Regions from separate parts of the Homo sapiens genome. Here region 2 is linked to region 1. Evidence: read pairs that join two places in POLR2A ChIA-PET (ENCODE). Cell type or tissue: IMR-90. All regions are shown on one strand. Links, peaks and the distances in the headings refer to the core of each region. The heading gives the core; the rest is flanking DNA.

Region 1 (2,811 bases), core at 207-2,706:
GGAAAACCAGGTCAGGATTGGTGTCAGCGTTTGTGGAGTAGAAAAGGAGAAAGGTGATTCTCCTCCATTTCCTTCCCTTCCTGTGCGCAGTGAGGGAGACACAGAGGCCCCACCATGCTCTGGAGTCCACGTCGTGGCTCTTCTGTGAGCCTCTCACTCTGCAGTGGAGAGCAAGCTCTCCTTGATACAAACCCCAGCTGCGGAGCTCAGGGTCCCAGGCAGGAGACAGGAACAGAGCTGGGACCCGGGAGTCTCCTGCACATGTCCTCCCCTCCTCCTTCCCCCTATCCCACTGCCCTTGAGCCTCACCCAGCGCCAGCCCGGCTGCCTTCTCATGGCCACATGTGCAGATCTAGTGAAGAGAGGAGCAAACAGAAGCCATCTGGAAGTGCTCAGGGAGAACCCGCCCAGAGAGCCTGGAGACAGGACAGGATGCTGGTGCGTTGCTTCCGAGTTGGCTTTGTGGACTTGGATTTGGCTGGGGCTCTGCTGGCTTCCTTAAGGAGACAGGAGAAAGGGTGGCTGGGGTCAAGTGCAGAAAAGGCCAGCTGCAGGACCCCAGACATTAGCCCCCAGCTAAAGGCCATGGAGCTGACGTCAGACAGGCACTTCCAGGGCCTTGGTTACCACTGCTGTAAGCTAAGGAGAGGGTGGTGGTGAGGAGGGTAGCACCCTTGTCTAGGGGTAGGTGAGAAGTTTAGACATAGACTAGACAGAAGACCTCTTCCTTCTACTACCCTCGAATTCTCGTGGAAGGGAGCTCTCTGGTTTGCACAGAGCAGAGAATGCCACTGAGAGATATTTACCTGGCGCTAGTGTGTCCACACATCTGAAGCCACGTACTACACCCTACTACACCCTTCTTTCGGGGCTTTATTTCTGAGCTTGGTGAGACAAGGAGAATTTGTCATTACAAACGAAGCCTGCTTCCTCTCTTTTATTACATAGTTGATAGCATCAGTTTCCCCTGTGATTTCTTTTATTACTCTCCATTTTTATTAATCTTGGGGCTGCTGGTGATAACAATCTCATAAAAAAATAACTGGGTGAGCTATTGCTGGGAGGCCCACTTGGATGAGTTAGATGTCTTTTTTCTCCCTAGAGTAAAGGGGTGTAGGGCACAAGTGCAGGCTCATTAGTACCTCAGCATCGCCTGGGATATTTACGAGGGTGGTCCGTATCCTGCGGTAGACATGCGCAGTGCTTCACAGCAGCATGAGTCCAGTTAGAGCGCCTGTGACCCATTAACTTGACGAAGGGCTCAGGTGCAGATGGAACTGTCAGGGGAGATGCATCTGTGGAGGTGCTGAGTCCTGTGTTCCAGAGAGAATCCGGGCAAATTCAGCCAAGGAGCGGATGGGGCCAATTTGACTTAACAATCACACTCGAGGCAGCCCAGAAAGGGGGAACAGCAGCTCCCTGGGAGATTAGGTGTTCTACTAAGAAGCCCTCAACTTCCCTCATATCCACCTTAACCTTTCACTTTGCTTTTCTAGATCAGAATGGGCTTTTCTTGGGCTTCCCTGCCTTCCCAGCGACCGTGCTGCGTGGACTTTCAGGAGGAAAGAAGAGCTCCAGGGCCTCCCCGACGCCAGGAGCGGGGCGGTCTTTCCCACCAGTGGGAGCAGATTGGAACCTTCCCAGGTCCAGTAGCAGCTGCTGAGAACAGAGGGAGCAGCTGGCCTGGCAGGGGGCCACACTTAGCTTTGGCTTTCTCAGCGTTTACATCCACCGCCCACGCAGGGGATGCAGGTTTAAATTGGATGTGAATAGGGAGTATTTAATTTGGACTCGTGAATACGGAGTATATTTAAGTGGCCTTAACCACTTTGACTTTGCTTGCAGTCAGCTGTCACTGGGCATCAGTCTGAAGCCTCCATGGATTGCTCTGCCACCTGATCACTTTTCTTGATACTGAAAGTGGCCTGGCAGGGATTCCATCTGTCAATGTTTCTTTTTCTCTTTCTTCTGCCACCCATTTCTTCTGACCTTCAGTCAACTCCAGATATTCATGGGGATATTAATTTCTTGGGCTTTGCTGCCTTTCCCAGTGGCTGCAAGGCCCATTCTCATCTAGAAAAGCAAAGTGAAAGGTTAAAGTGGGGTGTGAGGAAAGTTGGGGGCTTCTCAGTAGAACACCTAACCTTCCAGGGACTGCTGCTTCCCCTTTTCTGGGCTACTTTGAGTGCGTGATATTAACATCACCATGAATATTTGGATTTAGCTGAGGGTGAGACACATCTCTGGGTGTGTGTATCTCTGTGTGTGTGTGTGTGTGTGTGTGTGTGTGTGTGTGTGAGAGAGATGGGGTCTTGCCATGCTGCCCTGGTTGGAGTGCAGTGGCCATTCACAGACACCATTATAGCACACTGCAGCCTCAAACTCCTGTTGTCAAGCCATCCTCCCGCCTCAGCCTCCCGAATAGCTGGCACTATAGGAGCATGCCGCCTTGCCCAGCCATCATGGCAATATTTTTAAAAAGAGGCACCCTTCCTTGTGGACACTGGCTCATTTTTCATTTAACACAGAATGAGGAGGGCCTTTATGGAACTTTTCATGAAGTGAGGAAGTCTTGAACCATGACACAACTTGATAGGTGCACATCACCTGGTTTCACATTTCCTGGTCTGAGGCTCAGAGGTTGGGCTGGGCCAGAAGAGCCGGGCAACACACGTGGAATGGGGAAGTCACTCTGCTTATTACATGGAAAGGTGAGGGAGCTTCCAGAGATGGAGAGACGGAGGCTCAGGTGAACCCTCCCCAGCCTCCAGCAGCACCCTTTGGGGTGCAGTCATGCTGCAGAGGGGCTGG
Region 2 (2,811 bases), core at 19-2,518, 490 kb before region 1:
GGTTTTTTTTTCACAGATTATTTTTGACTTAGCCAAGCAGGGAGCCTATTTCAAAGCTCCCAATTTGGAAATCATGGAAGCTTTATGAAGTTTTCCACCTGCATCTCTTTTTAGGAACACAGTTCTTTATTCTCTAAGGGATGAAAACCTTTAGCATATAAAAACTTTGTTAAGCTGTCACTATCAATAGGGGGAAAAAAATAACAGTGGACAAAGAAGAAACAAATTGCATCTTCGAATAAGTTTTCTTGAAGCTCTTGTTAAAAGCTATAACCTCTGATGTTAACTAAATTTAACCCATTCTGACCCTCGTGGCGGCCCTTAACCTCTTCTTTCTTCTGTTTCCTGTGGCTGCTGGAGAGAACTAGCCCAGTTATTGGAAAAGCGTTCTCTGTAGCACACAAAGGCCCAGCCTTCCTGCTACCCCATCAGGAGGCCCCGAGTCGACCGAGGGGTCAGCACCTGTGCCGAGAAGCAGGTGACAGTGAACTGCCTGCATCCTTCTTGGGCAAGTTTGTAAGAGTGTCTACCCTTCAAATATCACACTGCAGTTTCAGGCATTCAAGCCACTGAAGTTTAGATTTTCTTTGTGAATGCAGACTTTACACAAATTAATCTATTGCTGTTCAACTGACTGTAAAATTAGTAGATTTACTGTTGCAAAAAAAAAAAAAAAGAAAAACTAAGAGCTTTCACTTTCACTTTGGTAAGGTCATGGATGTGTCCTAGGCTGCTAACAAAGCAGGCTTTAAAAATCTTTGCAGCAGAACCTAGCAACTTGCAAGGTGAAAAAGCAGCAAAACAATGACTCCAATGTACAGTTGAAAGTCTACTTCCCTATACAGTAAACATCTGAAATTCCACATTTGAGGAACTTTCAAAAATGGAATAATTTGCCTTTAATTCCATTTGCCTCAAAGATGGGAAACTGTGAGAGCACAAATTTATTTTATCACAAACATTCTATTTGCTGTCAGTCCTCCCCTCCTTAAACAGCCTTGTAACTACGTCTCACATAGGTGTTTAAAAATAGTATAGGGTTGCATTCTTTTTTTTTTTTGTTTTGAGATGGAGTCTCCCTCTGTCATCCAGGCTGGAGTGCAGTGGCGCAATCTTGGCTCACTGCAACCTCCGCCTCCCTGGTTCAAGGGATTCTCCTGCCTCCGCCTCTCAAGTAGCTGGGACTACAGGCACACACCACCATGCCCAGCTAATCTTTTTTCTTTTTTTTTTTTTTTTTTGTATTTTTAGTAGAGATGGGGTTTCGTCATGTTGGCCACGCTGGTCTTGAACTCCTGACCTCATGATCTGCTTGCCTCGGTCTCCCAAAGTCCTGGGGTTACAGGCATGAGACACTGTGCCCGGCTGGGTTGCATTCTAAATGTAAAATGCTAACTAATCATTTGGTACTGTTTTGCTTTATCTACACAACAGTCAGCATGGTACACTTTGTACTAGCTCTTTGTTGTTCTGCATGATGTCCTATGATGGTAATAGAAATTATTTTCATTGTTTCAAAACGATCAAAGTTAACTGAATCACCTCAAAACTCAACACCTCTGAAATGGAAAGACATGTCTCTGTTGTGTTCCAAATGAAACTTCTGAACCTATTTTCTGCTTCTGCAGTTGCACAAGAGACTTTTCACAGAAGTGGATCTTCCATATACAAATATTTTTATTTGGCAGATATGAAAGTTTTTAAAACTTTATTACAATATGTCATTCATTTTAGACATTTTGCTGATTCACAACCACCACGTTTTAATAACTGAGGCCATCATATTCTGACAAGAGAAATGATTAATCTGGAGTCTAATGTTATGGGAAATCTCACTCATGGTAAGGAAATTTATTTTGAATCTAGCAAATAGTTTGAGAGCACACAAAGGGTTATAACACAGATGTGGTCACCAGATGTTCTCCAGCTCTACTGCAGAACCAGACTAAGTAGCAACATGATGGATTTAGGTTATGTAAAGGAAAAGACTCCCGTCTTATAAAACATTGAAATGAGAAGCTAAATCTCCTGGCCTCGAGTTTTGTTTTGGCTTGTTTTAAATATAGAGATGTTTTACATGTTTGGAATGGATTAATTATAGTCCTGCCTGAGGAAAATGGTAGAGATTTCATAAGAAGGCTTTCGGCTTTAATAGTTTCTAACAGACAATAATAGACACACAATATTGGGCTGACAGTATCTTCAGGAAGCTTTGAACGAGTTACCTAACACTCAGCCAAAGCCTCTTGCATGCCTTGTTTCTATGACTCTTGACAAGTCTGTAAACATCAACTAAGGAGAGCATGGACCCTTTTGGCTATTAAACTGGCCTTGTAATGACAGAGTTGCTGCTGTTTAAGATAACTGCTCTCAGCTACATTTAGTTGGCACTACATAGGATCTCACACATAATAGACTTAAATTCCCCCAATTTTAGCAAAACTGCCCAGGTAAGAGTTTATAATCTGGAGAGGGAGGAGTATCTAATCTATGAACAATTATTTGTTAAAGAATATGCTGAATATCTGAACCCACATGGGCTTTAAAGTTTGAAGATGCTTCGTATCTTCAAAATAAACCCAAGATTTTGACTGGGCATGGTGGCTCATGCCTGTAATCCCAGCACTTTTTGGGGCCGAGGCAGGTGGATTACCTGAGGTCAGGAGTTCGAGACCAGCCTGGCCAACATGGTGAAATCCCGTCTGTACTAAAAATATAAAAACTAGCCAGGCGTGGTAGTGGGTGCCTATAATCCCAGCTACTTGGGAGGCTGAGGCAGGAGAACTGCTTGAATCCAGGAGGCGGAGGTTG

Evidence for each region. Peaks named below come from ENCODE experiments on the same cell type or tissue, not always from the same donor. Only the 100,000 strongest peaks of a DNase experiment are listed, where the experiment ranks them.
Region 2: POLR2A ChIA-PET joins it to region 1 with 5 read pairs; 1 of 35 experiments calls an interaction of 5 or more read pairs at or near these places.

Annotation. Positions count from the first base shown.
Region 1 is chr13:26,965,032-26,967,842 of GRCh38, reverse strand. No RefSeq gene overlaps it. Among named protein-coding and RNA genes, the nearest start is that of USP12-AS1, 160 kb to the left of the region's middle. RefSeq lists an enhancer at 1-197. In IMR-90, for the core only: no CTCF peak of the experiment used is centred there; a DNase peak (open chromatin) is centred at 1,702; H3K27me3 peaks cover 204 bases.
Region 2 is chr13:27,453,397-27,456,207 of GRCh38, reverse strand. No RefSeq gene overlaps it. Among named protein-coding and RNA genes, the nearest start is that of MTIF3, 4.2 kb to the right of the region's middle. RefSeq lists an enhancer at 436-555. In IMR-90, for the core only: no CTCF peak of the experiment used is centred there; no DNase peak of the experiment used is centred there; H3K4me3 peaks cover 595 bases.